Linked DNA regions of Homo sapiens: region 1 is linked to region 2. A link is a loop called in an ENCODE intact Hi-C map of the cell type or tissue named here. Cell type or tissue: heart right ventricle. All regions are shown on one strand. Each heading gives the region's core, and the rest is flanking DNA. Links, peaks and the distances in the headings are about the cores only.

The links. Hi-C counts contacts between places; a loop is a spot of excess contacts. Peaks named below come from ENCODE experiments on the same cell type or tissue, not always from the same donor. Only the 100,000 strongest peaks of a DNase experiment are listed, where the experiment ranks them.
Region 1: it touches region 2 in a loop (4-fold over the local background); 14 of 110 quality-filtered maps call a loop at or near these places.

The regions. Positions count from the first base shown.
Region 1 is chr2:191,225,209-191,241,573 of GRCh38, reverse strand. It overlaps MYO1B-AS1 (MYO1B antisense RNA 1), which reads left to right. Exons shown (of 4, transcript NR_186085.1): 3 at 9,597-9,707; 4 at 12,320-12,409. Among named protein-coding and RNA genes, the nearest start is that of MYO1B, 12 kb to the left of the region's middle. In heart right ventricle, for the core only: a CTCF peak has its summit at 9,469; no DNase peak of the experiment used is centred there; H3K27ac peaks cover 2,349 bases.
Region 2 is chr2:191,513,684-191,530,048 of GRCh38, reverse strand. LOC107985833 (a long non-coding RNA gene) reads right to left here and starts at 13,457. Exons shown (of 3, transcript XR_001739229.1): 1 at 13,386-13,457; 2 at 7,136-7,224. In heart right ventricle, for the core only: CTCF peaks have their summits at 8,034 and 8,236 (motif pointing right); no DNase peak of the experiment used is centred there.

The DNA.
Region 1 (16,365 bases), core at 8,037-10,536, 290 kb after region 2:
GTCCCACTATTGTTCCCCAGGCTGGCCTTGAGCCCCTGGCCTCAAGTGATACTCCTGTCTTGGCCTCCCAAAGCACTAGGATCACAGGTGTGGGTCACTATTCCCAGGCATTACTTATCCTTTCAAACTAAATTCGGTTTTCACCTATTCCTGACCATCATCTTGAATTAGATTCTGCTTTCTTTCGTATGGTAGCATCTGAATGCCACATCCTCTCAGTACCTATTAATTTGCCCCAGGTCATGAAATCTTTTTATTCATCCTCTTCTGGATGTTTGACTTCTCCAACTAGATAGTAGGCCTCGAGATAAAACTAGTCAATCAGTTCGAAAACACCAGGACTGAGATAACATCAGTTTTAGAGAGCTGACTATCCTAGGAAATATTCTAAATGCTCTACATATGTGTTAACTCGTTGAAGCTGCACAGCAGCCCAACGAGGTAGGTTATATTATAATCCCATTTTAGAGATGGTGAAGCTGAGGCAGGCAACTTACGCTGAGTGTGGCTGCCTCTCCTGCCTCCTTTCCACCTCCTCCACCTCTTCCACCTCTGCTACCCCTGAGACAGCAAGACCCACTCCTCCTTTTCCTCCTCCTCTTCAGCCTACTCAGCATGAAGAGGATGAGGATGAAGACTTTGATGATCCATTTCCACTTAATGAGTAGCAAATATATTTTCTCTTATGATTTTCTTAATAACATTTCCTTTTTCTCTAACTTACTTTTTTTGTAAGAATACAATATATGATACAATATAAAATATGTGTTAATAGACCATTTATGTTATCCATAAGGCTGATATGTCAACAGTAGGCTATTACTAGTTAAATTTTGGGGAGTCAAAAGTTATACGTGAATTTTTGACTACATGGAGGGTCAGCGTCCCTAATCTCCAAGTTGTTCAAGGGTCAAGTGTACTGTATTATTTCTTTAGCATATGTCTCTTAGTTTAGGATAGTCCTCCAAATGCAGTAAGCACTGAGTTAGCTATTTCTTAAATAGCTTCATACAAAATAAAATATTTTAAAATATATTTAAAGAGTGCTTTAAAAATAAGTGCTTCATGTTTAAAGTATTATTTGAAATTCAGATTAGGTATTACAAAAAAAAATGTTTCTATAGCATTGTCGGTGTCCAAAACTCAATGGTAAAAACACAACTCTTATTCTAAGTATTTAACAAACTATAGATAAATTACATCAAGAATATTTGAAGGTAAAAAGACCGATGGAACTTATCCCAGGCAGGGAGAAAATTTACTAAAGCTATTTGAGGATAAAAAGAGTAATTTGAAAAGCTCACAAATAGGGTCCCTTTTAGGTACTGTACTAGACTATTTGAAAATCAAAAACAATTCTTTATTTTAAAAAAATGTAATTTGAGCACTAAAATCAGGCAGTGAAAAAGTATAATTTTTCTCCACAAAATGCATTTCTCTACAGCTCAGAGTACTCTGAGCCACAAATAAATTATAGACCCATTGCCAGGAAATTTAAATTGCCTAAATTTTTTCCCTTGACATTTTATAATTTAGCATTCTGTCATTTCAACTAGTAAAATAGTTGTCTCTTATTTCTTCTCATGCTACAGCAGGTTAGTACTATGATGGCAAAACCTAGCTGTGAAACAATAAATCAATCTGAAAAATGGCTAGACTTTTTCCCAATCTTTTTAAAAAATCATTTTCATTTTTCTAATGATAACTGGGGAGCTGTCACCTCATTGCTGGGGAGACCCTAGGAGTACTGCAAGGAAAAGCAAATATTATGGCAAAGGAAAAAAAATATTGGCCACCTATACCAAATGAAAAGTAATTTAGCAAACATATGACGTAATAGTCTGTTTCTGCTTCAGTCCCTAAAACTAAATCCATATATTTGATCTGGTGCATACATTCATCACAGGTGTTAGCATATGAAAATGCTGTAGAGAAAGATAATTGTGTGTAACTCAAAAATATCCTATTGTATTAACAACCAAAATGGCATAACTCTAGGTTTAGGGACCATTGACAGAATAAACCAAAATTTAAATTAGAAATATAAGCAAAAGGTTAGTTGCCCATTATTTCAGCTGCATTCTCAATCTTGACATCTGTACGACATGAGAAACTCCATGAGGGTGGAGTTTGGTTCACTATTGTGTTCTCAGAGCCTAAGAACATAGAAAGTACTCAATAGTGTTAGATTGAGGAACTAATTTCATGAGTTATTATTATGTTAGGTAAATCAAGTTAGCCTATAATCTCTGCCAAGAATTTCAGATATCTCATTAAAGACTTTCCAGAGCGCAAGGTAGGACAAAAGCAGTTCTTGCTGATGGAGTTGCAGGAATGATGTTCTTAAACTTTGAATAAAGCTGGAAAAAGTTTATAGAGAGTAGCACCAAAGCACAGCCCATCTCATGCAGAGGAAGACTCATACCATGGAGGTCAGGGTGTTGACAAGCAACCCAACTCCCCAAGACAAGCATGGCCTTTGCTAAATAAAGATGCCTGCATAATCCTTCCCATTAGACACATGCTATACTCTGGGTATTTTTCCTGAAACCCATTCATGCCAATATGAGTAAGAGAAGAGAGCAGAAGCTTGTCTTACATTCTTATGGGCCCTCTTGCCAGGCCCCAACCTCATCTGTCCCCAGCCCCCCTCTCAGTGACTGGGAGTGCTACAAAGTTCCCATAGATCTTGAGTCTGGACCTGAGATAATCTTGACACAGCACATAGGCCCCAAACGTTTTCCCCTCAGGGCCATTGGGTCTATAAATTGCTTCAAAAAGTCATTCGTTCCTAGTCTCTTCAAAACTCTTATCTACTCCCTGAGGGGTTCCTTCAAAGACCTGCATGTTTCTTCAAGTCCACAGTTTCATTAAATTGAAAATCATGTTTTATAATTTTATAGTTTGCCTTATAAATCTTTATCAGTCAAAAGCAGCTATCACCCTGAAGGTTTACCCTGGGCAGGGGAAGAAGAATCTCTTTATTTTTGGTACATAAGTTCCTTGGTGCCTAAATACTTTTAGTCCCACTGGGTAACTTTGATGGGTGTTGTAATTGTTCTAGATTATCAGACATATAACAGTCTCAACCCTGAGGACTTCTTCCATTCTAGTGACTTGTGATCAGGCACCACTACCCCAGGGCCAAAGAGTGAAGTAGATGAAATTTGTCCTACATCAAGAAGTATTTACTGAGTATTCCTGAGGACTTCTTCCATTCTAGTGACTTGTAATCAGGCACCACTACCCCAGGGCCAAAGAGTGAAGTAGATAAAATTTGTCCTAAATCAAGAAGTATTTACTGAGTATCTATTTAGTCCTGTGCTAGCCCTGTCACTACAACAAGATGGTAAACATGACGGTCATGGTCTGTGACTTCCTAGAAGGTAGGGTCTAGCTTCAGGTCTTTGTCTTCTTGGATATACTCCCTGTTCCTTTGTAACGTCCCCCCAGTCCCAAGGCAACGAGGACCCTGATGCTGCTTCCAGGCTCCCCCAGGCCTCACCAGCCCTCTTGACCTCTCGTGTCGTTCCAAGTGTTTTTAAATCAGTAATGTGCAACCTGGGGCTCAAGGGCTACAGCACAATCCAGGATTTCAATTCTGAGTAAAAGATTAGAAAACGGCCTTTATGGTCCTCTTTTTCAAACATTTAAATATTGAATTTCAAATATTCAAAATTTAGTAACTAAAAGTCACTCATCAACACTTTTCTAGCCAATCAAATAAAAAAGAAACTACTTGAATTGCCTTTTAAACTGTGGCCCACTATGAACTTTCAGATTTCAAGCTATATTTACTTCTTTTCATACAAATAACTTTCAAGTTTTGTAATAATAAATGAGTATTATTTTTATAATCAGGAAAAAATAATAAAGCTATTTTCATCTTGGACAAAATATGTGGCCTGCAAATTTTTGTTTTTCTGAATTGGCCCAACTGAAAACATAAATAAATAAATATTGCTTGAGTGGTTTTTTCTAATACCCTTCCATCAGAACATTTCAGTACTTGGTGATTTTTCCCGTTAGGTCATGTTAGAGACTGGCAAATCTAATAACCAACTTATGCTGAATGAGGGTTTATACTAATCACCCACGGAGAACATTTGCTTTGAGTGCAGGTCCTTGGATTTCTTTATTGCACTCTTTTCCAGAAGAGATTCTTCTTTCCATATCATGAAGTCATGTGTCCAAGGTAGTAGGCAGGGTGGGAGGCATCGGTAGGAGTACTGGGGGAAGTCTCCCCATTGCAGGCTTGGTGGTTGGCAATGAGGGCCACTTCAAAGGAGAATTTCAAAGAAGAAACACAATCTGCCAAGGGCGATGCATCCAAGATCCTTGGGCCAGTTTGATGAGCTTGCCTTAATGCAAAAAAGAGAATAAAGTCAAGATTTTAGGTAGAGCTGATAGAGATGGGGGAGGGGGTGGTGCATGTATCTGCTAGAGCCTTCAAAAATGGCTGGCCCACTACATATATGTGAGGATTTATATATGGTGTTATGGACTGCATGTTTATGTCCTCTCAAAATTCATATGTTGAAACACTAACCCCCAGTGGGATGGTATTAGAAGGTAGGACTTTTGGGAGGTGATTAGGTAGAACCCCCATTATGGGAGTAGTTTCCTTATAAGAAGAGAAAAACCAACGTTCACTCTCTCAGCCACGTGAGGATATAGCAAGAAGGTGGCTGCCTACCAACCAGGAAGCAAGCCCTCACTGGACACCAGATCTGTCAATGACTTAATCTTGGACTTCTCAGTCTCCAAAACCATGAGAAATAAACATTGTTTAAGTCACCCCGCCTATGGTATTTTGATTATAGCAGCCCAAACCAATACATATGAAATCTTCAAACTCCAAACCAGCTGTTTCCTAAGCTAGTTGCTATTGCAAACAACATAGTTCTACCTGGTTTCTGTTCAATAGTTTATCCATAACTTCTTGCCTTTGAAATAAATTCTGGAACTTAAAGATTATACCCCCTCCTACCCCTATCACTGAGATGTCCAGGTGAACTCTATCTTCATTAGTAACCTCAGTGTGTGATGGGCATATCAAAGTCTTAAGTATTGGATGACGCTTTATAGTATACTATATGATAAATATATTTTTGGGAAAAAAAGATTGCTTTTATAATATAAATAAGTAAAGTTTTAAGAAATCAGTTTGGTAGGTGGAAGTATCCAGAAATTTGAGCTATGATCTTCTGGGAGAAGGGGGCTCTATCTGATCAGAATTTAGGGGTGACAAAGTGAAATTTGTATGTTTATTGAAAAAGAAGCCTGTATCTTAACAGCTCTCTACCCAGCAGTCAAGTTTTTTAAAGTTTAGTATATGGTTTCTGTCTACTTTCTCACTTCACTTTCACACCCCAGTCCTTTGCTCTTATGACTACATTAAAACTGATTTTGCCAAGGTCTGCAGTGATCATCTGTCAGTTGCCACATCGTTTCTTTTTTCTTTTTCTCTTTTTTTCTTGAGATGAGGTCTCACTCTGTCACCAAGGCTTTTTGTGTACAGTGCAGTGGTACAACCCCAGAATCAAGCTATCCTCCCGCCTCAGCTTCCCAAGTAGCTGGGACTACAGGCACACGCCACCATATCTGGCGGCTAATTTTATTTTTTGTAGGGAGGAAGTCTCCCTATGCCCAGCCTGGTCTTGAACTCCTGGGCTCAAGTGATCCTCCCACTTCAGCCTCCCAAACTGCTGGGATTACAGGTATGAGCCACCGCGCCCCACCAGTTGCCACATCTTAAAGGCAGTTTTGGGTCCTCGTAGCATTTGACTCCTCTGACACTTGGCATCCTACTGCCTTCTTTTTCTTTTTCTTTCTTATTTATTTATTTATTTATTATTTATTTTTGAGATGGGGTCTCTCTGTGTCACCCACGCTGGAGTGCAGTGGCATGATCTCGGCTCACTGCAACCTCCGCCTCCGGGGTTCATGCGATTCTCCTGCCTCAGCCTCCTGAGTAGCTGGGATTACAGGTGTGTACCATCATACCCAGCTAATTTTTTTTTTGTATTTTTAGTTGAGACAGAAAACATTACCTCCTCTGAAAAGGTCTTCTGATCCCCCAAACAAGAAAAGAGCACTTATTCAGTGCTCTGATAAAATTCTGTTGCCTACATCATGGAGTATATCACACCATGATCAAACTACCTATTCAATTATCAGTCTCTTTCACTACACTGAGACAAACTTGAGGGCAGAATCATGTCTATTTATTTTCCAATGCTGTGTGTAACCTAAGTCCTGGAATATAGTGGGCACTCAATAATGCTTGTTGCATGCATGCATGTATGCATGTGTGCACAAATGAATGAATACCAAGTGTTTCCAGTATCTTCTTTCATGGCTCCTTCATAGCTGTTATCACTCACTTTGAAAGATTGCCCCATCTTCTTATAGCAAACCCCAATAATTTTTGCATAATAGTTGTAAAAAGCAAAAATATAACAAATAGCTACACTGTTTAAAATAAAGCTGATTTTTTATTTCTAGACAGTGATTAATTGACATCTCCTGTACTTCTGCTATACACTCTCATACCTTGATGCTAAAGAATTCCCACTTCTGCAGAAACAGATGCACTAGGCTGACCCCACTCAACTTATCACTAATGTTTCATAATAACTTCTATCTCTACTTCAGAGCCAACACATATGTTTTTCTTAATTTTCCTGCAGAAATCAGTCTATAAGTATTCTAAATTTCTAAATGTTTAAGCTCAAAGAGAAGATTTATTGGGACACTTTAAATACTTATTTCTTGCTTACATGGGCTTGAATGATCACAATGACTCAGGATCAATTGTATTTCATCTTTTCAGTACTTATTTCACAGCTGAGCACTTCTCAGAGTTATGAACATGAGTCCAGTTTTTGACAAGCCACAGCAAAGGCCAAAAGAATGAGCAAAATTATCCACTCTGAAACCCACATGGGACAGCAGGAAGTAAATAGACAGCATCTGCCATGGCTTATTACAGCATACATGTTACACTAGGCCCCAAATCAATCCCAAAATGGAAGTCTTGGGTTATGGGTCTTTCACCACAGGAAAGCAACATACACATATATTCAACAATAACACTTCATAAATCTCTGCCCCAGTCACCGAACTTTATCTCATGTGGTGCCAATAAGAAAGAGGAATATCTTAAAACAGCAGGAGGAAATTACAGTTTCACATACAGAATCCTTCAATATCACTATAGAGACATCTTTTTACACAAGTAAAACATGGAACTATCTTCCTTAGGGTGAGTCCAAAGTGTCTGACACAAAAATAGTGTCTGATAGACTTCATGTTTTGAAGTTTAATTCATCACTTAAAAGGAGGTAAACTAGAAGAAATTAAGTTATTTATAAAACTGTAGTTACATAATAGGCACCACCCAGGGCATCCTGAATGAGGATAGAAGAATATTATATGGCCAAGGACCATACATGGTAGGGGTAGGGTTCTGAATCTGGGATTGACAAGCTTTATGCCAAAGTGTGTGTGGTTGCGTGTGTATGCACCACATAAACACACATAGATGTACACAGGCTCACTCACAATCATGGTACGTGTGCATTTTTCTCTGCGGAAAGCATTTTGACCATCCCTTAGATTCTCCCAAAAGGCCTTTGACTCACAAAATGCTACAAATCACTCCTCCATAGCAAATATTTCCCACATTTATAAGCCAGGGGATGCTGCTATCAGGTGAGATTCAAAATTATTGGACATGTGATGATGAAAAACACATTACTGGAGTACAGAAGCATTGGTGCGAAGCAGACAGGACGTGCCCACTCAGATGGGAGTGAAAGGGAAAGTGACTTGCAAATTAATAAAGTAATGCTGTCCAGCGTTCCGCTCTAGAAAACTGTTATCTGAGATGTTTTTGTAATCTTGAACCCCCTATTTTGGTCAGGGCCCAATTAAGAAAACAGAAACCACTGTAGGTGTCTCAAACGGGTTTAATGCAGGAACTTGTTTTTTGGTGTTTTTGGTTTGTTTGGTTTGGTTTGGTTTGGTTTTGAAACAGGGTCTCGCTCTGTTGCCCAGGCTGGAGTGCAATGGCACAATCACAGCCCACTGCAGCCTCAACCTCCTTGGCCCAAGCAATCCTCCCACCTCAGCCTCCCAAGTAGCTGGGACTACAGATGTACGCCACCACACCTGGATAATTTTTTAGTTTTTTGTAGAGACAGGGTCTCACTTTGTTGCGTAGGCTGGTCTCAAACTCTTGGGCTCGAGCAATCCTCCCGCCTCAGCCTCCCAGATTGCTGGGATTACAGGCATGAACCACCATGCCTGGCCAAGAACTTGTCATACCTGTGATGGAAGAAGCAGAACCCAGGAATTAAGAAGTGGGGTAACAGAAAGAATAACAACAGTCAGAAGCCACTAACTCCCCCAGGGCTGGAGAAACTCAGGGAGAAGATGGTGTTACCAAAGCCTGGAAGATAGGAGAAGTCAGAAGCACAGTGCGGGGCATTCCTGACAGATGCTGAGACAATGAAGGGAGGGGCTGTTCGCCAGCAGCTAAAATCATAGAGGAGAAGCAGCCACTGCCAGAGACACCATCAAAACAGGCAGAGAGGAGGTGAAATTCCCTGGCTTCCTCCCTCTTCCCACTCTCCAGTCTTCTGTTTATGCTTCCCTTTGGTTCAGCCTATGTGGAAGCCAGAGGGCAAGGGAACTGGAAAATGCAGTCCCCTGTGATAGACAGCAGAGCAGGGGAAAGGCCAGAGCAACCAGGGACATCACCAGCACATTCCCTTTTATGAAGATGATGTTGGGATGGGTTTGAAGAGGAAAGCCAAATCACTATGGGATTCTTCATTGATATGGAGTGGGAAATGGAGGTGAAACAAAGAAAGACAGGGAGGAAAAAGGGGGTTGGCAAAGATTGAAAATAAAGAAGAAAATGAGAAGAGGAGTAGTGGAGGAAAAGGTGCAAGGGAATCTCTCCAAGGTTGCTGGGACAGCTGCTCTGATTAGAGGCTCCATTCATACTCCAGGAACAGCAGTAGGCTAGAATAGGCCGATAAAAGAATTAGAGAGCTGCAAGCAACCTTAGGAACCAGTAGAGAACTAAAATCCGTAATTTGATGTTACTGAAGTTTGTTTAGATTGAATTCATTATTGATGGAAATTAATGTGAATTTAATTCTCTCCTGTCAAAATGGAATTTAAATATCTTTCAAGAAACTTATGAAGGGATTTCAGAAAGCCAAATCACTGCAGGCCCTTCTGTTCAGCACAAAGGGAAAAAGAACTGAGAACAAACAAAGCAGCAGAAAAAATGTGTGTGGGGGGATAGGGTGTGGGAGAAAAGAGCCCAAGGGATTTCTTTAGTAATGTTTGTTTATGGCTGTTTCAAATTAAGGAACTAATTTTGGATTGGGGAATAAATAAAGTTCTTTGAGAAAAAGAAGACTATTGCTAAGAACACAACGCCGCCTAGAGTTAAGGGGGAAAAAAACCTCTAATCACACTTAAGTTGGCTTGTTTATTTTTCTGATGTTAATGTGTTTGTGAAAAGAACCCAACTCTTGCTATATTTCTTAATGTTTCCTGTTTGGCTGCTCATCCAGATAAATAACCAGCACCTCTGCCTGCTTTCCTTACTCAAATCTTTGATGAGACCATCTTTTCAGAAGAGGCAGGTGCAGCACCTTTGGAACCTGCATTAACTCTCCCAGCAGGTCAGTAGTAATTCAAAGCCCATACTATACTTCCTGGGTTCCATGGACTCTACTTCATGGGCTGGTGCATGGGATTTTGCCAGATGATTAAAGATGTCTTGGCCCAGCAATATGCTTTGGTTAAGAGCTTAATAGAAGAAAGTCCTTATGAAAACAATCAACTTTTAAAAGGCCAGTTATCTGGTTTGAAATAGAACCTTCAAAGTGGGATTGCTAGAGCGCCCGCCCTGGCATACCTGAGCTGTGGCTGAGGAGTTTGTACAAATGACATAGGATTGTTGCTGGCTTTTACTGAGCTGTGCTCAGCAGCATAAGAAAGGAAGCAGAGGCCTGTCTGAAGCTATAAAGTGTTTCATGAAATAATTTTGCCAGTATGAAGACTTCATCCAGGAATAGTTTTTGTTTTTGTTGTTTGAGCCACCCAAAGAGAATATTGCTATGAGAAGTTTCCCGTTTAATATTCAGTCTCAACCAAGTTATTAATAGAAAGTAGTTCATGGCAACCATTTCTAATGTGCTGATAAATGCCTAATATTACAACAGCCAATGAAATATTGATCTTCTTATGTGGATTTTCTTAAAATAGTCGCTTTGGTCCTACCTTTTAGAATGCTGAAAATGTGCCATTTCTGAAATACATCTTCTTAGCCATTTTCGTTGTAGCTTGCAGGCCATATTTTTCAAATTCATGAATGCATGAATCCATGCTAATTCAAAGAGATGTTGGTACTGCAGAGAGCACAAGGTGCTATTCCCACTTTAAGGAGTTTATGATAATCCGCTAAATCACCAATCTGAGTTATCAGTTCAATCCTTTTTTCTTCTCTACCACTAAAGCTCCTTAAAGGTAATCATTATAATATTGACAAGTTATTAAATGCCTACAATAATAAGCCAGGCACAATACTGACTTCATTTAATGCTCACAAGAATCCGAAGTGATAGATAAATTAATCATACCCCTTTTAGAGAAATGGAAGTTGAGTTTCAGCTAGATTAATTTCCCAAGAGTTACATAATTTGTATGCAGTGGGACTCAAATTTGTATGCTGGGACTCAAACTCGTAATTTCAAAGCTCATGCCCTTAACCACTATAGCTAGAGCTGGCTTCTTGGGGTGGCACCTGGGCCATAGCACGGGGCCCAATGCCTCAAAAGACCCACACTTGGATTAATGCTCTGTTACCACTGTCTGGAAACTCTTAAAGAGGGGTCCTGCGTTTTTATTTTGCTCTGGGTCTCATAATTCTTGTACCCAGTCTTGACTACACCACATTTCCTGACATCCTAGATGAATACTATATGTGGAGGTTTTAAAATGTGTCCACAAATTCTTCAACAGTTTTTCCTCCAAAAGATAGAACCTAATTCCCACCCATCACTTAAGTGTGGGCTAGCCTAATGACTCACTTCTAAAATATGACAGAAGTGGTGGTGTGTGTGTGTGTCTTCATGATTAGTAATAAAACACATGGTGGCTTCTGGCTCTTTGGATCACTTGTTCTGGGAAAAACCAGACGCCATGTTGTGAAGATACTAAGGCAACCCTTGGAGACGTTCATGTGGTACGGAACTGAGGCCTCCTGCCAGCAGCCGTGTTAAGTGAGCCATCTCAGAAGCATTCAGACAAACGTTCAAATGACTGCACCCCCAGTCCAGGGCTCAAATGCAGGCTCATGAGAGACCCTGAGACAGAACCATCCAGACAATCATTAGATAACTACTGTATCACAGAACGCTGGAATTTTAAAAAATGACAGGAATATGCAGTTAAAAGGTGAATATGGCCAGGCACGGTGTAATCCCAGCACTTTGGGAGGCTGAGGTGGGCAGATCGCTTGAGCTCAGGAGCTCGAGACCAGCCTGGGGAACATGGTGAAACCCCATCTCTACAAAATATACAAACATTAGCCAGGCATGGTGGTGAGCATCTTTGGTCCTAGCTACTTGCAGGGCTGAGGTGGAAGGATAACTTGAACCAGGGAGGCAGAGGTTGCAGTGAGCTGAGATTGTGCCACTGCATTCCAGCCTGGGCAAACAAGTGAGACCCTGTCTCAAAAAAATTTTATAAAAAGGTGAATACATCTTATGTCCTCCAATATTTGGTGCAATGTTAAAATTAATTTTAAATCTCTTCAGAGTGTATAGACATTTTATTCTTTTATTTTGTTTTGTTTTGAGACAGAGTCTCACTCTGTCACCCAAGCCCGGAGTGCAATGGTGCCATCTCGGCTCACTGCAACCTCCGCCTCCCAGGTTCAAGCAGTTCTCCTGCCTCAGCCTCCCGAGTAGATGGGATTACAGACGCCTCTCACCATGCCCAGCTAATTTTTTTGTATTTTTAGTAGAGACGAGGTTTCACCATGTTGGCCAGGCTGGTCTCGAAATCCTGACCTCAGGTGATCCACCTGCCTCGGCCTCCTAAAGTGCTGGGATTAGAGGCATGAGCCACTGTGCCCAGCAGAGGTATTTTATTCTAGGGGCCATGTTAACAATGCACTTTAGTAAGTGTCAAAAGTCTTCTTTCTACATTGTGTGAAGGCCTTTCTTTAATTTGAGCCACAGCTTTTGATTGTAACAACTGACATTCTGTCCTGATTATTAATTCACAGACAAACAGACACATTTCTTTCACAAGAGCCACCTCCTTTCTAATTGAGAAGTCTGTTGCTCTTGGTGTTCTCCGGCCTGCCACGCCTACGTTGTGTGGCCTGGAGTTGTACCCTAGTGTGCTCCAACAGCATTTCTTCCGCCTGTCTGGCATGGAACTGGGCCACCTGGCATTGCTCTCCTACAGCTGCCTGGCTTTTCTGCTATCATCCGACTCTGCATGATCCTGCCCAGGGGAGTAACAAGGAATAAGCAAGCCATCCCCAAGTGCTGCCAGATTGGCTCCATCCCATACCCATGTTCTTCAGGATCTGGTCACACCGGTTAATAGGAGAGGTAACAATGGTTCACACATGCAACAATGGATCCACTTGCAAAATAGGTTCAACACAGGCTGTGCAATAATATCCAAACATCTGAATCCTAAGTGTGAATTCCAGTTCAACAGCACAGACATTTAAAATCTAATGCCTAAAGTCAGATTTTAGGCATCTGATTTTAATCATCTTGGGGTGGCAGAGGTTGCAGTGAGCTGAGATGGTGCCACTGCACTCCAGCCTGGGTGAAAGAGTGAGATCCTGTCTCAAAAAAAAAAAAAAAAAAGTATGTCCTATGTCCTCCAATATGTGGTGCAATGTTAAAATTAATTTTAAACCTCTTCAGAGTGTTTCAAGCAATCCCTTGCTCGGGGACTTCCCTCAACATACATATATAATACCCAAAGGGCATGCCTAACCAGGACCACAGGGAATAGATGCAGCCAAACTTAAGCTTCCTCCTTCTGCATGGTAAAGAAACCTTATATATCAAAAGCAAATTATTACACTTTAACATAGAAAATTAGAGGAATACGGCACCCTTTTAACAGAACCACAAATGAAGTGGAAGTTATCTATATCTGAGAATAAGATGGGCTAAGCTTATTGAAAATGTCGACTCCAGACTTTGTTTTTTCACTAAACTATATAAGGCAAAACAGAGGAGAGTGATGATAAAGGGTGGGGAGGAGGGGAGAGAGGAAAGTCAGGAGAACTGTATGATCATCACTGTTCTACAGAACCAGTCATAAATCCATTGTTCTCAAGGAAACCAATTCACTTTAAATTGTCTGATTATTCTGATAGCAGATATGGCCAAGTATAACTAAAACCTAATACACCTAAATGAGTATTTTCAACAGAAGCATAAAACATGTGTTTATTATCCTGACAGGTCCCCCCCCTCCCGCACCCAGTGCTGTGGTCCTCTTCTAAATCTCATTTTTTAACTGAGTGCTTCAGATGTTGAAGGTTGGGCCGGTCAGCCCCATAAGACAGGGAACAGGGTGGGCAGAGCTCCCAAGAGAAGCCTTCTTTGTTGCTTCTCACATTGTGCAGGTCCTAATCTCAGTGCAGACAGGACCAGAGCCAGGAAGATTTGTACTACTTGTGGTTATTGACTAGCTTATGATTGTGCTTTTTTGTTTTGTTTTGCTCCTCTCTACCTTTTTTTTTTTTTTTTTTTTTGAGACGGAGTCTTGCTGTGTTGCCCGGGGTGGAGTGCATGGCGCCATCTTGGCTTACTGCAACCTCCACCTCCCAGGTTCAAGCAATTCTCCTGCCTCAGCTTTCTGAGTATCTGGGATTACAGGCACCTGCCACCACGCCCAGCTAATTTTTTATATTTTTGGTAGAGACAGGGTTTCACCACATAGGCCGAGCTGGTCTCGAACTCCTGATCTCAAGTGATCCACCTGCCTCAGCCTCCCAAATTGCTGGGATTACAGGCATGAGCCACCACGCCTGGCCTGTTTCTCTCTACCTTTTAGCCTGTCGGCTCCATAAGCTCCAGTGTCCGTGACGTTCATAGTGTATTCTCAGCCCCAGGGATGGACCCTGGCACATGGTAAGCATCAATAAATACTTATGAAATGAATGAAGGAAAGAAGTGATAAACTCACAGCTAAGGGAATTAAATGATTCTCATTACTTCTGGAGTATCCCTAATGGCTCTAAACACAACGCTAGTAACATTCTCCAACATGTAATTCATCAAACATCTAATGAGTGCCTACTATTTGCGTGTAATGAAGGCATTACCTGCCATTCTTAGTGCACTCCACTTCTCATTTCGTCCCTTCAAACATCATCTCCCTCCAAAAGTTGCAGCCGGAGAAATCCTGTTCTCAGTTCCAGAACAAAGTTCCACAATGTTAGTATTTCTCAAAGTATTTTTCCAGGGAAGGGCTGCCTGTTTTACTACAGAAAGCACTCCTGAGCAGGCACCAACTACCTTTATGATTAATTGGCCTAAAAATTTACCATATAGTTCACATATAATTCTTATTAGTACATCAGAAGATACTTTCACTAGATGGAAGTAGTTTTTCTACTTAATGTGTTTTAGGTTATTATTGTTACAGGAATGTTAGTGAAAATCAGGCAGAATTCATATTTCAAGGACCTAGTCTTTCCCCACTTCCTTTTAATTAATTTACTTTCCCAGAGAAGAGTAGCAATTGATCTCAAGCCAGTGTAGTGGCCTCTGCTGTTTCTGTGTCTAATTCTGGAGGTAAACTTTAAGAAAACATTTTAAAGAATAAATAGGCTAGGTACCAGGCAGTTGTTCTCTTAAACGGGACATTTTTATTTTTTTGCATCTTTTGTGATGTATGAAGAAGAAAAATGATATGATGCGCTTTAGAACCACATTTTATCTATCATATGGCAACTGTTACTCTGAATGAAGAAAGTATGCATAGAATGTTTGAAAAAATTATTCTGAGACATCATCTTCTTGAATGGCCTCTCTCAACACATGGTTTAGCTGTCTCTTTCAGGCAAATGGGGGGACTCCTTTGGGATTCAGAAAATGCTTCCCATCCTAATACAGGTCTTTGTAGGACATCTAGAACGGCAGAGGGAAATAAAAATACTTTCCCAAGGCAGAAGACTTCTGGTCAATAGGAACACATGTGGAATCTGGAAGGATTCCAATCAGCTTACTTGAAGTAATTCCAAGGCTTTTCTAATTTTAAAAACATATCTTTCACTCATGTAGGCAACATGGACAATAATTGATAAATGTCATGAACATAGCAGTATGGATCATATGGGATAAAATATTCTCTTTGAGAGCAAGTTTGTTTTTAAATTCTTAATGTCCTCTACTCTCAATTTTATTTAGCTTATTGATAATGTTATGGTTTCACAGGTGATTTCATTGTTTTCATGCACACAGATGAGATTTGAATTATGTATTTTTAATGTTGTATTAAAAGCCTATTTCAAATCCCTCTCAATAAAAATAGTTACTGCTTGGGATGGTTCTGACTCTCAGTGGAGTACAGTAACCTTCATTTGCATCCTTGAACAGGGCTCTGCAGGAGAGAAATCCTTCCAGGGACCTCATTTGGAACCCTCAGCAGGGGTAAAATTATGAGTGAAGCAAGAATTTCTTTTGTTTGTTTTTCCAGAAAAGAAAAGAGAGATGCTCTGCAAAATGTTTTACTAAAGAAAAAAAAAAATATATGGTTGCTTTTCTACCTCACCTCCTGCCTCGGTAGTTAAAGGAAAGGACAAAGAGCCAGGACTTTACCTTAACAAAATCTCAGGAATCACAGAGTTCACAGCACCCTCTCTGGGCCTCAGTATCCCAATCTGTTAAAGAAGATGCAATATCCACTTCATAAAGTAGTTTAAATAAAACGTAAAGCCCTGGAACAAAACCTGGCACATATTAAGTGCTCAGTAAATATTAGTTTGTGTTAAAAATAGAAATGACCTTCTATAATGTTGATTGTAAGAATTAATATTTTGCTGTTAGAATTTGTTCTAGATAGCTCAGTAATTATACAAGACTCTGGGGGTGGGGGAAGCATTTGGTCTGGCACTTTCCATAGCTATTGTATCTTCCAGCAAACACCTGTGATTGCTTACTGTTTATGAGCTACTCTGCTAGGAAAGACAGAGGCCAGGATCCAGGGCCTGCTGTCTAGGTGTTCACAGTCCAAAGAGGGAGTCATTCCTAAACCCGTCATTGAAATGCAATATGGCAAGTTCTGTAATAA
Region 2 (16,365 bases), core at 6,807-9,306:
TGTATTCTTCTCACTGATTGTTAGACCTAGGGAAAACCACCATGCCATTGTGTGTTAGTCAAGTATAGTGATTAGAAAATGAGTTCATTTGGCTGGGCACGGTGGCTCACGCCTGTAATCCCAGCACTTTGGGAGGCTGAGGCAGGTGGATCACGAGGTCAGGAGTTCAAAACCAGCCTGGCCAAGATGGTGAAACCCCAACTCTACTAAAAATACAAAAAATTAGCCGGCCGTGGTGGCGGGTGCCTGTAATCCCAGCTGTTCGAGAGGCTGAGGCAGAGAATTGCTTGCACCCGGAGGCGGAGGTTGCAGTGAGCCAAGATCACACCACTGCTCTCCAGCCTGAGCGACAGAGTAAGATTCCATCTCAAAAAAAGAAAAAGAAAAAAGAAAAAAAGCTCATTTGGGCCCTGATCTCTAGCCACTTCCAACAAATAAGACTTCATTAAATAGATGTGCTATCTTCTGAGAACTAATGACCTTATGCTTTGTTGACTTGGGAAAACTCAGTTGCCAAATGAGAATTCTCTGCAATGAACTGTTGGCTTCTATATCTGAAGATTAAAATCCAGGGACCAATTAACAAGAGCTCATGGCTTATCTTTGCCACCAAAGGGCCTGGGGAAGCCCAGACCTGCAAGTCTTCACCTTGAGTTATCCTCAAGAGCAAATTTGTAACCTAGTTAGAAAGCAGACACATTTCTGCAAATGTTAAATGCTGTCCTGTTAAACTTCAGCCACAACTTTGAGTTAACATTAAGACCAAATTTTATTCTAAGATCCCAAAAAGTGAAGAGCTACCAAGATATTTATTTTCTTGGTTATAGCTTTCAATTTAGTTCAGGCAAAGCTATATATTCTACCATTACAAACTTACAAACTCTCACCATACCCAAAAGTTTGAAACCATCTGTTCTATATGGTAAGCATATAGGAAACCATTATTGTTAGATCATCCCACCCTTAACCCCACCCCAAAGAACCTGGAACTACATTTTCTCTCAAAGAGTCAACACATGATGAACATAGTTATCAATCTCCAGAAGTAATCAGCCTACTTCTCTGTCAACATACCAGAAGAGCAGAACAAAGAAATTGAGTAATTAAGACTTTGTAAAAGAGATTTGCAGATCTGAAGAAAGATCAGGTAAACTGAAAAAAAGAAAAAAAAAAAAAGGTCCACTTTGAGCCTGGAAGTTTCAGCAAGAAAGAATTCCGTGAGTTTAACCACTTTTGTTTATACCATATATAAAAATCTACTCAAAATCAATCATAGGCCTAAATGTACAAGCTAAAATGATACAACTTTCCAAAGAAAACATAAGCGTAAATTTTTTTGACTTTGGATTAGGCAATGGTTTCTTAAGAACAATACCAAAAGTACAAGTAACAGTAGAAAAGCTTAATTAATTTGACACCATCAAAATTTAAAACTTTCATGCTTCAAAGGATACCACCAAGAAAGTGAAAAGACAATGCATAAGATGGGGAAAAGTATTTGCAATCATAAACTCAATAACGCATTCAGAATATATAAGGAACACTTACAACTCAACAATAAAAAGACAAATAATACAACTACAAAATGGATGAAGGACTTTTTTTTGAGACAGAGTCTTGCACTGTCGCTCGGGCTGGAGTGCAATGGCACGATCTTGGCTCACTGCAACCTCCACCTCCCGGGTTCAAGTGATTCTGCTGCCTCAGCCTCCCAAGTAGCTGGGATTACAGGTGTCCACCACCATGCCCGGCTAATTTTTTGTATTTTTAGTAGATACGGGGTTTCACCATGTTGGCCAGGCTGGCCTCGAACTCCTGACCTCATGATCTGCCTGCCTCGGCCTCCCAGAGTGCTGAGATTACAGGGTGAGCCACCACGCCTGGCCAAGGATGAAAGATTTAATAGATGTTTTTTCAAAGAAGATATAAGTGGCCAATAATCACATGAAAAGATGTTCAATGCCATTACTTATTAGAGAAATGTAAATAAAACCACTATGAGATACCACTAGGATGGCTGAAATTAAAAAGATAATAACAAGTAATGAAGAGTATATGGTGGCTGGGCAAGGTGGCTCATGCCTGTAATCCAAGCACTTTGGGAGGCTGAGGTGGGCGGATCACTTAAGGTCAGGAGTTTGAGACCAGCCTGGCCAACATGGCAAAACCCCATCTCTAGTAAAAATACAAAAATTAGCTGGGCGTGGTGGCATATGCCTGTAATCCCAGCTACTTGGGAGGCTGAGGCAGGAGTATTGCTTGAACCCGGGAGGCAGAGGTTGCAGTGAGCGGAGATCATGGCGTTGCACTCCAGCCTGGGTGGCAAGACCGAAACTCTGTCTCAAAAAAAAAAAAAAAAAAAAGTATGTGGAGAAATTGGACACTCATACATTGCTGATGGGATTGTTAAGAAGATGTAGGCACTCTACCAAACAGTCTGATAGTTCCTATAGTTTTACATGTGACCCAGCAATTCCATGTCTAGAAATGAAATGAAAATACATGTCCACACAAAAACTCATATGTGAATGAATGTTCTTAGCAGCACTATTCATGGTAGCTGAAAATTGGAAACAACTCAAATGTCCATCAACTCAAGAGTGGATAAACAACATGCAGTATGTCAATATGATGGAATAGTACATGGGAATAAAAAGAAATGGAGTACTGATTCATGCTGCAACATGAATGAATCTGGAACACATTATGCTAAGTTCAAAAAGAAGCCAGACAAAAAAGAACATATATAATTTTATTTATATGAAGTGTTCAAAATAGGCAAATCCATAGAGACAATAAGGAGATTAGTAGTTGCCAAGGGCTGAGGGGAAGGGCAAATAAGAAGCGACTGCTAAGGGGTACTTTTTGGGGTGATGAAAACGTTCTGGAATTAGAGAGTGGTGATGGGTGTGTCACTTTGTGAATATATTAAAACCACTGAATTGTACAATTTAAAGGGGTAGATTGTGTAGTATGTAAATAAAGTTGTTATTTAAAAACAAAACAAAAACACATTTATGTTCAGGAAAGAGGGTGCGCTGATCACAATCCCTCTTAGCAGAAATGGTCAAAGAGATGGATGGCATCATTGTGTGGTGCTACCAGCCAACAGTATCTTCCAAATAACCTTCTTTGCTCTGAATCTGAATGTAATCTGGTTTCCCATTTAGGTTTTCTCACAAAAAATACACTTTTTATCAGTGTAAAAGTACACTTTTTATCAGCATTTTAGTTCCCTTTTATTCATGCATTTGATACATATCTTTGGGCCTCCAGTGTGCCGTGCACTGCAATATGCACATGGTATAGAGCAGTGAGTAAGACAGACATGGTCCCTGAGCTCACTATTCTCAAAGTGTAGTGGGAGGCACATAAAAAGGAAACAAACAAGGAAATAGTGTTATTTTTCATTATTTAGTGTCTCAAAACAACTTCTCTCCCTACCCAAAACCCTACCCTGACCTCACATAAGTTATTATATCTACATAATCCGTGTATCTCTGTATAATAATCTATGTATACAATCATATATATCAATATAGATACATATATAGTCTATTAATTGAGATAATATCTGTAAGCACTTAGACTATGCCAGGCACAGAGTAAGTGGTCAGTGACTATTATGATGACGGTCATTGTATGATTTTCTCCCAAAGAAGTGTTTGTATGAATGGTGTTGTGAGTAAAGATGACTTTAGGTCTTGGTTAGTCTGGTCTCCCTGGAGGGAGGGAGCCTCCTGGTGTCAGTCATCACAGAAAGAGGAAGGTGTCTGTTAGGTAACTGGGTATGTCTTAGGCAGGGGTGGTGGTGTTGCAGGGGACACCTTTGCTCTCTCCCCACTCTGTCCCTTGACCTCACTCTTTCAGGCCTGGATTTCAAGGTTTTTAACTTGTGTTTCCACAATCTAGTTGCTCTGAATCCTTGAGGGAGCTTTCATTTTTTTTTCTGAAAAATTTTTTTCCATAGGTTATTGGGGTACAGATGGTATTTGGTTACATAAGTAAGTTCTTCAGTGGTGATTTGTGAGATTTTGGTACACCCATCACCCACGGAATATACACTGTATCCCATTTGTAGTCTTTTATAGTCCCCCTTCCACCCTTGCCCCCAAGTCCCCAAAGTCCGTTGTATCATTCTTATACTTTTGCATCCTCATAGCTTAGCTCCCACATAACAGCAAGAAGATACGATGTTTGGTTTTTCCATTCCTGAGTTACCTCACTTAGAATAATCGTCTCTTGGCCAGGCGCGGAGGCTCACGCCTGTAATCCTAGCACTTTGGGAGGCTGAGGCAGGTAGATCAACTGAGGTCAGGAATTCGAGACCAGCCTGGCCAACATGGCGAAACCCCATCTCTACTAAAAAATATAAAAATTAGCTGGGCGTGGTGGCACACGCCTGCAATCCCAGCTACTGGGAGGCTGAGGCTGGAGAATCACTTGAATCCAGGAGGCGGAGGTTGCAGTGAGCCAAGACTGTGCCACTGTACTCCAACCTGGGTGACAGAGCGAGACTCTGTCTAAAAAATAAAAAAATAAAAAATAAGAGTCTTTTAGGGAAGCTTTTAAATAAAGATACTTGAACCCAAACCCAGGGGGTTCCTAATACAATAAGCCTGGGGTTAGAGTGCTTAGCGTCCTCCTAAATAGTAAGAGTTAAGGAAAGTTGAACAAAGAGACAGGCCCAGACTGAATCTACACCACATTCCTACTGATGGCTCCAAGCTCAAGCATGCAAACAGTATCTGGCAAGCCACATTATCCAACTCATGTTACTCTCCACAGTGTTGCTAAAGCTAATCAAAGATTGGGGTCCATACCCAGTCTGGCCAGAATAAAGGACTGAGAAGTTACAGCAGTGACAGGGAAGCAGTCAGTGGCCTTCCAGTAGCGAAGGAAGATTCAGGGCTGCCTTTTCCGAAACAGTTAATATCCCACGACTTATCGAGAGGCAGAGGTAGCCACTGAACCGGGGCTTCACATTCATGAAGTAGATTTTTGGGTTTGTAGTCACAGAGACACACTGAGAAGACTGGATATTTAAGCTAAACTACAATTTTTGTAACCTTGAATTGGTGTTTCTTTTTCTCTGACTATATTGAAAGTATTTCTTAAAATGTCTTTATTGTAATACCTAAGTTCTATTCTTTTTATTGTAAGATTGGCTTTCTTGTTTTTATTTCAGTATAGCTGTGTAATTTAGAGCAAATTACTTAACCATTGTGAACTTCAGTTTCTTCATCTATAAAAATGAGAGCAATGATGGCCGGGTGCGGTGGCTCATGCCTGTAATCCCAGCACTTTGGGAGGCCAAGGTGGGAGGATCACCTGAGGTCAGGAGTTCAAGGCCAGCCTGACCAACATGGTGAAACCCCATCTCTACTAAAAATACAAAATTAGCCAGGCATGGTGGCACATGCCTGTAATCCCAGCTACTTGGGAGGCTGAGGCTGGAGAATTGCTTGAACCCGGGAGGCAGAGGTTGCAGTAAGCCAAGATCACACCATTGCACTCCAGCCTGGGCAACAACAGTGAAACTCCATCTCAAAAAAAAAAAAAAAAATAGCAATGATAAAATTGATCACAGGAAGTTGTTGTGAGGATAAAATAAGGTGATAGATTTAAGACACTGAGCCTGGCAGATTATTAAACCCCTAATAAATGGTACCTATTAGGTGGATATTGTGGCTCACATCTGTAGTCCCAGCATTTTGGGAGGCCAAGGCAGGAGAATCACTTGAGGCCAGGAGTTCATGACCAGCCTGGGTAACCACAGTGAGACCTCATCTCTACAAATAATTTTTTAAAAATTAGTCGGGCATGGTAGCATGCAACTGTAGTCCTAGCTATTCAGGAGGCTGAGGCAGGAGGATCACTTGAGCCCAGGAATTCAAGGTTACAGTGAGCTACAGTCACACCACTGCCCTCTAGTCTAGGTGACAGAGTGAGATCCTGTCTCAAAAAAAAAAAAAAAAAAAAAAAAACAAACAAACAAAAACCTATTATTGGTAGTAATAGCAAATTTTTGAGGTAATAGTAACATCAGCAATTGAGCCACAAAATCCAGGATCTGAATCTGTCAAGCTGAGGACCAGACCTCAAGCCACAGTGACTTCATCCATGCCAGTCAGGCAGCAGGCATTGTTCTTAAACTTCTTTGTTGAGTCTTTAGCTAAAGACTTTAGTAAGTTTTTTGTTTGTTTGTTTGTTTGCTTGCTTGTTTGTTTGTTTGAGATGGAGTCTCTCCCTGTCACCCATGCCAGAGTGCAGTGGAGCGATTTCAGCTCACTGCAAACACTGCCTCCCGGGTTCAAATGATTCTCCTGCCTCAGCCTCCTGAGTAGCTGAAATTACAGGCTTAAGACACCACACCCAGCTAATTTTTGTGTTTTTAGTAGAGTCAAGGTTTCACCCTGTTGGCCAGGCTGGCCTCAAACTTCTGAGCTCAAGCTATCTGCCCGCCTCGGCCTCCCAAAGTGCTGGAATTACAGGCATGAGCCACTGCGCCTGACCGGTGTAAGTCCTTTATTTATAAAAAATGAAGCCATTCATATTAGTTCTCACAAATTTCAGAGTAGTCTTTTTTCTAGATATAAGGATGGATGGATGGATGGATGGATGGATGGATGGATGGATGGACAGACAGACAAAAGATAGATAATCAATAGTGGAAAGTTTAAAATATTATAATCTGAATAGTTTTGGTTTACCATGCCAAATTTCACTATCCAGTCCTCCAACAAATGTTTATTGAATGCTTATTACATGCCAGACATTTTGCTAGGTGCAGTGAATTTGATAGTGGGCAAAGCCAGGGATGCCCTCTGCCCTCATGAGACTTCAAAAACAGAACATCCCAGTGTAATTTTCAGGGCTGTAATATATTGAGGCAGTGACCTGTATGATGCATTCATTTTTCAGTGTTTAAATCCTTTAAGGTCCTCCAAGAACCAGCATCAAATGATTGCTAGTCCTAATTTTCCTGGGCATAAATCACTCCAAGCGTAAATTTCCCATGTTTTGGAGATCACGTGTCCAGGTTTTGCTGGGTGTCGTTCATCAGTGCCCTGCGGTGGGAAATTTATAAAACCATATTCTGGGTCACAGACTCCTCGTGTCAACAATCACTTACAAGGTCATTTAGGCCACCCTCATGCTCCATGAGGGAATGCTCCCATTATGTCTGAAAGTGTTCTTCCAGCTTCAGATAAATACGTTTACCTGCAAAAAAAAAATCATTGCTCTCAAAAAGTAGCTTTTCCCTGACGGCATCATGCTAATTACTTGGAATGACTTTCCCTCAGTGAACATATTGTCATAAAATGATAAATTCCCTGAGGCTAACATTTATCATTTTCCAGACCCTGGTCATGGACCTCACCAGGCTTCCTCAGTCAACTCTACTAAACAAATAAAATTAGATTCATGACATTTGAAAAGGCAGCATGATTACAGTCATCACTTAGAAGACAATGGGGCAAAAGACTGCTCAAAAAATTAAAAAACAATGAAATCCACAAGCCCAGACTCCAGCCAATCCAAAAGATTTAAAATGAGACATGTAAGGTATATGTGTGTGTGTGTGTGTGTGTGTGTGTGTATTTATATGTACATATGTATATGTGTGTATATGTGTGTGTGTATATATACACACACACATATATAAATTGTAAACTAAATTGAAACAAAAAACATTAAGAAAATTTTAACTCTGGTTTCAATTTAAATCAAGAGAGAGAAGGTGTTGGAAAAAATGATCAAATTAAAGCAATTGGGAAATATTTGCTAGGATTACAGAATTCCAAAATGAGCACGAAGCCCTGATTCAGGGCCTAATTGCTCCTGATGGCTGCACTAGACCATCACTAAATTCTCCTTTGTCAAAACCTCTAGTGAAGAGTCTTAAGTGAGAAAATGTAGGGGGGAAATGAAGTGAACTCTTTAGTACTGAATGATTTCACTTTAAAAGAAATCTCCATGTGCACTTTTAAAAAGGTAGTCTGTATCCTGTCAGCATAAATATATGTTCTATAAACCTGCAGTTTGTATTATTAGAAAGCACTGAGCTTAGTTTTTATCAAGTCATTTGAATTTTTTATCCATTTACTCACAATCTTGATAGGGCAGACAATTATTAGACCAAACACAAAGTTAAACGGACCTTCCTAAGTGCAAGAAGCTATTAACTTTTTGCATTTGATCTTGGGTTCTCATTTTAACATGCAATGTAGACATTTAAACACCAGAGGACAGTGTGTGAATGAAAACAAAGTTCAATTGCTATTCATCTAATTCAATTCATTTACTTACTACATCAAAGTAAAATCTTAATTTTAAGTGCTTTTCCCCCCAAAGACATTTTATGTCATTTCATGCTTCAGAAATTAAAAGTAGAGGTTGATAGAAATGTGAATCATGAGACCAACTAATCAAGTTAATTTGAATCATAATGGAAATTAGAAAGATTAATTTCATAAGCAATCATTAATAATGGAAGCTCTCATGTACGAATAATCAAAGCTTTAAGTATTATATGGTAATTAATTCATTACTATGGGTTACATATTTTAAAATAGCTCAAATCTTCCTTGCTTTGGTGTGCTTTTTAATAGCAATCCTTAGGGAAGAAAAGTTAAAAGGTTTCTTTATGAAAGTTTTCTGTATGTGTTTCTTAATGGGCAAGCAAGAAAGTTGAATTAAATTCTACAATAAATAGGCTTGCTCATTTGGTAACAGGCCTTCTTCAACCATAGAAGAAGTCAATTGTCAGACCTTTGTGAAAGAGTAGAAGATTGTGCTATTGACAAAGAAATAGCCTAAGGTGGAAGATTAATTATATAATTTTGTTGTCCAACATTGCAACTAGTATTTTGTTTACATTTAATTTCATTTAAAAAGGCATTTGACTTGGGGCTTGATTTGGAAAGTGGTCTTGTATGCTGTCACCATTTACATCAGTACGCATTCAAACGTTCACTGAATAGTCACATTTCTCATTTGCAATGCCCCTATACTTTTCCCACATTCAAATTTATATGCAAAATACTTGTTATTATGAGTCGTCTACGCAAAAATCAGGCACAAATGGACTTAGAATGTACTTTTAAATATTACCTCTTCTTGTCTTAAGGAATGTTTCAGTATTATCATTAAAGAATTATGAAAACTGTTAGTATATTGTTTCTTATGATAACATAATCTCTAGAATACAATGGATTCCTATCATATTAAGACATATCTTCTGTATAAACCTTCTCATATATATATATCTCTTCTCATATATATAACATCTCCTTCTTCCATTTTTCTCAGTTTTCTAGGTGATCTGGATTTGCCCTGGTCTTGATAATACTTTGACTATAATATTTGACTTCCACAATGCTAATTTTATTCATTCCTCTAGCCAACAAGTACTGATGTCCCCCACATTTTTTTTTTTTTTTTTTTGAGAAGGAGTTTTGTTCTTGTTGCCCAGGCTGGAGTGCAATGGCGTGATCTGGGCTCACCGCAACCTCTGCCTCCCGGGTTCAAGCAATTCTCCTGCCTCAGCCTCCTGAGTAGCTGGGATTACAGGCATGCACCACCATGCCTGGCTAATTTTGTATTTTTAGTAGAGACAGGGTTTCTCCACATTGGTCAGGCTGGTCTTGAACTCCTGACCACAGGTGATCCGCCCACCTCACCCTCCCAAAGTGGTGGGATTACAGGGTGAGCCACCGTGCCCGGCCTGGTGTCTCCCACATTCTAGCCACTCTTTCTAGTACTGGAGATACTATGGCAAATAAGGCAGACTAGATCTGGAGAAAGTTCTACAAAGAAGCTTGCAAGGGCTCTGTGCTTCTCTAAGAATCTAAAAGAAGGCTATTACAACTGGCCCACCGAAGTGAATAAAGGAGAAAGTGACAGATGCTGTCAGATACCACAGAGTCTTGGCAGACTGGGTAAGGGGCTTAGAATTTACTCTGACTGTAATAGGAAGCCACTGGAGTTTTTTAAGCAGGGAAATGGTTTGAACTGATTCCCCTTTTAAAGTATCCCTCTGTTTGAACTGATTCCCCTTTTAAAGTATCCCTCTGCCAAGGAGGCAAGTGCAAAGGTAATGGCAGAGATAAAATGGTGGTTGTACTAGGATTGTAGCAGTGGAAATGATGGGAAGCAGGTAGACTCAGTGCATATTTGAAGGTTGGAGTGACAGGGACTTCTTTCTTGATGGGCTAGCCATAGCGTGTGAAGGACAGAGCAGTCAGTGATGGCTACTGGGTTTGCAGCTGAGAAGTCTGCGGGAGAGGCAGGTTTGCTTGGGGTGAGGGGTTGTTTGGGCCATGATAAATTTGAGGTGATTATTAAATATCCAAGTGGAAAAGTTGAGTTGGCAGCTGGATGTAGAATATGAAGCTCAGGCCGGGTGTGGTGGCTCACACCTATAATCACAGCACTTTGGGAGGCTGAGGCGGGCGGATCACCTGAGATCGGGCGTTCCAGACCAGCCTGACCAATATGGAGAAACCCCTTCTCTACTAAAAATACAAAATTAGCCGGGCGTGGTGGCAGGTGCCTATAATCCCAGCTACTCGGGAGGCTGAGGCAGGAGAATTGTTGAGCCCGGCAGGGGGAGGTTGCGGAGAGCCAAGATTGTGCCATTGCACTCCAGCCTGGGCAACAAGAACAAAACTCTGTCTCAAAAAAAAAAAAAGAAAAGAAAAGAAAAGAAATATGAAGCTCAGAGAGGAGGTCGCAGCTAGATGACTAGATATAGAGCCTCATGAAACTTATCAACTAACTGGAAAAGAGAGAGTTAAGCAAATAGTATGAGTAATAGATAATTCTTTTCTAGAAAAGAGAGTACATCTGACACATAAAAAAGAAAAAAAAAGAGCACAATGGGAGGAAAGCCGTATTTAAATTGAAGGATTCAAGACAGCCTCTTTGAGAGTGAAAACTCTGAAGACTTCTTTAGCAGCATTGTATTTAAGAGTTAATGACCTCAGATTACAGACCAGACCTTTACCTGTAAAATGATAATTGCTCAGGGAAATAGATCCCTAATTACATGCACCTTCTAATTCATAGCAGCACCCTAGATCATTTTCCTACCAATTACAAATATCATCCTTCATAAATATTATATGGAGCATATGCTCGCACAATGGACTATGACCAAGTGGCTAAGCCCTGGTTGTCAATTCTTTAATTTTTCTCTTGTTTGTAACTCTTTGTAGAGAAAAGAGGGGAACAACAGCATCAATGAATAAGGAATGATATATATTGAAGTAGCCTGTATCATATGCTTAAACTCTCCCTTCCACACCTCTCAAAATTCCAAGTTTTCTTTTCCATTTTGAATACCCATTATTATCGTAAGTTAAAGCCAGTATCTCAAACTTCATTTTCCAATTTCTCTTTCTTTCTTTCTTTCTTTGAGAGACTTAAGCCAAGTTCTTCCTGTAGTCTGTCAGACTGTTCACAGGTAACAGCACTCTCCTGTGGCACGAATTGCAGAACAGCTTGCTGTAAGTCTCGTCTGTCACATAATTCATTATCAGAATGTTTAATATTTTTCCTCGGGAATAAGAAGTTGTACTTCAGGAAAAAAAATAGAATAACCTCCCAAATAATGGTTCATAATCTTCTTAAAAAGCCAACCTTGGCAAGGCTAACATTGCCATTTTCAAATTGATTTGTTCTACCTAAGCTCCTCGCCCAGAAATTACTGAATACACACACACACACACACACACACACAAGTACAAAAATGTTCCTAAAACAGACTAAATGGTATGCATGTATTTTTAGGTTTTGGTTTATGCTCCCCTTAGATGCTGTCACAGAGGATCTAGTTGAACAATAAAAATATTAGAAATGCAGTTATTTTTACTGAGTTGATTGGAGCAAGCAGTTTGTAGTCTCAGAATGTAGCAAAGCTACCTAGACACTGTCAAGCTGGTAATCAAATACTTTCTTTACTAACATCTTAGTTTCTAAACCATAAAACTTGACTATTAACAGTTTCTTTCATTTCTGTTTCAATGGATTATATCCTATTTGGACTGGATCATTCCCACTGAGCCTCTGACTTCACCCTTTTGTTTGATCTCCAGCCTCCAACCCCCTTCCTGACAATCCTTCTGCCCAACTCGACCAGATTATGCTTCCTAAATTATCTCTTTGATCACGTCACTTTCTTGCTCAAAAATATTGGTGGCTCAGTATTTCTCCATGAAGTCCAAACCACTCAATGTAACACCAGCTGGCATCTCACTTCTCTCATAAACACACCCTGCAGCCCAGCTAAGCAGAGGTATCCACCATTGCTGTGCCTCATTTGAGAAGAACTTCCCCTCCACATCTTTGTTGAAGTTTTAAGCTTCCTTTAAGGTCCAACTTAAATGCTGTCTTCAAGATGATCTCTCTGATCATTAATTCTTCGAAAACAGCTTACACTCTCTGTAGCTATCAGTAGAGGGCTCCCAAAGTGACACCTATTAAGTGCCATGTACTCTTGCATTATGGGTCCTGCATTTGCATCATTGTTTGTTTGTTTTTTAATCTTTCCCACTAGAGTGTAAGGTCCTTACATTGAAGCCAGCCTCTATCTCCTTGTTTATCACTATATACCCATGGTATAGCACAGTATCCAGCACAAAGTAGGTGCTCAATAAATATTTCTTAGCCCAAATTACTAAGTTGTCTGAAACTTTAGTAGTGACATTAATTTTAGCCTGATCTAAAGAAGCACTGTTTTTAGAATATTTACACTGACAGCAAGTCTTCTTACTTCCTCTCTTACTACATTTTTTATTAATTAAAATTTTTGTGGTTTATGCTGTGCATTTTTACGTTTGCTTACTGTTGTCATGTATTCCATGAGAACAAGCAGGCTGTCTGTTTTACTTATGTGTTTATTTATTTATTTTTATTTTATTTTTAGATGGAGTCTCACTCTGTCACCCAGGCTGGAGTGCAGTGGTGCGATCTTGGCTCACTGCAACCTCCACCGCCTGGGTTCAAGCAATTCTCCTGCCTCAGCCTCCCTAGTAGCTGGGATTACAGGCGCACACCACCATGCCAGGTTAGTTTTCGTAGTTTTAGGTGAGATGGGGTTTCACCATGTTGGCCAGGCTGGCCTTGAACTCCTAACCTCAAGTGATCCACCTGTCTCAGCCTCCCAAAGTGCTGGGATTATAGGCGTGAGCCACCGCACCTGGCCTTGTTTTATTTTTAAAAAGAACCATGCTTGACAGGTTTTTAGATTGATCCCCAGCCCTACTGCCCAGTAAACCAATGGTTCAGCAATGGTAACATAGAGACCTTCAGCTTTTCAGCCTAAGGCTTTCTATTTTTACCCGCTACAAGACTTAGCTTGAGCCTTGAGAGGAACTTACCTTAGTTTTCTTAAGGGTCTGTAGCCAATAATGTTATCCATATGTCTTTTTAAAGCCTTAAATGGAATTGATGCAAATTCACTAGTATCCATTTATCTCAGTTCTGCAAAACCAAGTTAGTAGAGCCATGCAGCCAAGGTCATACTGTTTATTCCAGAGACTTATTTCCCCCATGTGCCTTTTCGAGCTCCCACAAAGGACTACTAGTGTTATACTTGCCCAAAGTGAAAGCACAACATGAGATTCTTGTAGTAATCTGTGTTCTCCTCCCTCTCCTTTCCCTTCCCCGCTTGCCATTCCTCCTTCTCTCCCCACCCGCTCAGTCATCAATGAGTTCCGTTCTGTCCCCACTCTAATAACTATAAATGACACCAATGCCCAGCAAGGAGCAAAGGTCAAACAGCTCTCCTGTATTCTTTATTTTTCTACCAAGATTGCAGGATTTATGTGGCAACAAAGAATAAAGAACTGGGCAGCAAATACAAATTTGTAAATTTTAAGAACAGAGAGCTTAAAACACAGTGCCCATCAGAAAAAAATATACATATATTATAATTGTTTCAAGTCTTGAAAAAGAAGTAGTCTTTGCTGTGGTGAGCAGGCAAATAACAACAACAGATTCCTGAGGGAATGTGATAGGCTTTTCCTATGATAGGCTTTGAATCAAATAAGTACAGGTCATGGATTTTCAAATATTTTTCTAGTGTGTCCATTACTTTCCAAAAGGTCCATCTCTCTGCTGTTGCTGTTGCGACAGCTGCCAGGTTCTCCAAGCAGAAGGAGGGAGAGAGGCTCCTGCAGCTTCCCCAGGGCACTCGACCCCTCCACCCACACACCTTCATAAAACATTCAGAAACCTCTCTGCTCAGTTATATGTGCATATACCACTGCACAATAACTGTCCTAACCACATGTTATCCCAAATAACCTCAATGGCACTGTTATGACAGACTACGAACAAGGCATGGGGACTCAGCCAGGATTATGTAATAGGGTTTTGGCCTGTCTTGAAGCCAGGAGTGATTATTTCTACTAATAATAGCTATCATTTATTAAATTCCCACCAGGTGCCAGCTGCTTTATATATGAAATAATGATGAGAGGTGGTAACATTTATTGACTTGCTCATTATATGCTAGGTACTGTTACAGATTTGTAACATGTATTTTCTCATTTAACCCCTACTCCCCCCAACTGCTATATATTAATTTTTTTAGCTATATATTAATTTTTTTATTATATAAAAAAGGGCTATATATTAATTTTTTTAGCATCAGTAAATAGATGAGGAAACTGAGGTGCAAACAGTTTAAATAACCTGCCAAGGTCACACAAGTAGTAAATGCTGGAGCTGGGACATGAAGCCTGGAAGCCCAACTCCAAAACCACACCCTTAACCATCATGTTAAATTATCTTCCTGGTTGAGTTACTTTTAATCCTCATCAAAACTCTACTTTATACCCAGTTCATATGGGAAAACTGAGGCTCACAGTTGTTAATTAATGTAGGTAGTAGCTGGGGTTCTGTTCAGTGTCATGAGACACCAAAGCCTGGGGATGTGGGGTACAGAGCTCTATCACCCCAGGAAGTTCTGTGGCTGTCTAGCCTTGGACAAAGGAGTTAAGTCGCTGAAGTTTTCTTCAAGAGCTTCCACCTTCTATCTTTTCCATGTTTGATCCCCTTTCCATCTCTGAACTCTCCCTGAGGCCCATCGCCCCCTGCCACCACCCCTACCCTCCCGTTATAAAACTCTTCTTTGTCTCCTTCCTGAAGGGGCCTCTATAAGGGAACTCATAAATTAGCCCTTCCTAATTTTTCATGGTATAATATTAGCACTTTAGAGTGCTGACTCTGCTGAAAATGCAAATCTCAGGCCACACAGACATAGTGGTCCTGACTCGGTAGAGCTGGGTGGGGCCCAAGGATCTGCGTTTTTCAGTAAGCACCCCATGATTCAGATGTGGGCAGCCCAGCTTGATTGACTCTAGTGCAGTATGTCCACACCTTCTGACAGAAGATTTGCATCATAGAAAGGGATTTTATGTTGGGGATTTGAGGTCAGGGCAAGTGAGATATTAAAGCAAAAAGACCTTCGGATTTTGTTTTTGTTTGTTTGTTTTGGGTTTTTTCCTTTTTTTTTTTTTTTTTTTTTTTTTTTTTGAGACGAAGTCTCACTCGCCCATGCTGTAGAGCAGTGGTGCAATCTTGGCTCACTGCAACCTCCACTTCCCAGGTTCAAGCGATTCTCCTGCCTCAGCCTCCCAAGTAGCTGGGACTACAGGCATGTGCCACCACGCCAGACTAATTTTTGTATTTTTAGTGGAGATGGGGTTTCACCTTGTTGGCCAGGCTGGTCTCAAACTGCTGACCTCAGGTGATCCGCCCGCCTCGGCCTCCCAAAGTGCTCGAATTACAGGCATGAGCCACCATGCCTGGCAGGCCTTTGGGTTTTGTTTTCCTCTGGCTATCATATTGGTCAGATTTGGGTATATATTTTACTTATGTAAATTTTAAAGTGAAGGCCTTTCAAATACTCTTCTCTTAAATTTAAATAATTGGTCTTTTAAAAAGACAGAATAAAATTTAAAAGTTCCTGTTTATTACCAAAAAGCTTACTAAATAATAACTTTTCCTTTATTTGGTCATTGAATATACGCATATCTCACACGTGAAATAAACAGTGTTGGAGTTCCTTTTATGCTGAAACCAGGCTTCTTTCCAGGTGTTTCAAGGGGTGTGTCCTGAGGAATAATGTATAGTTTTTAAAGACACAATTTGTTTTTTTCTTTTTTCTTTTCTTTTTTTTTTTTTTTTTTTTTTGTGAGTCTCACCCTGTCGCCCAGGCTGGAGTACAATGGCATGATCTCAGCTCACTGCAACCTCCGCCTCCCGGGTTCAGATGATTCTCCTGCCTCAGCCTCCCAAGTAGCTGGGATTACAGGCACCCACCACCATGCCCAGCTAATTTTTGTATTTTTA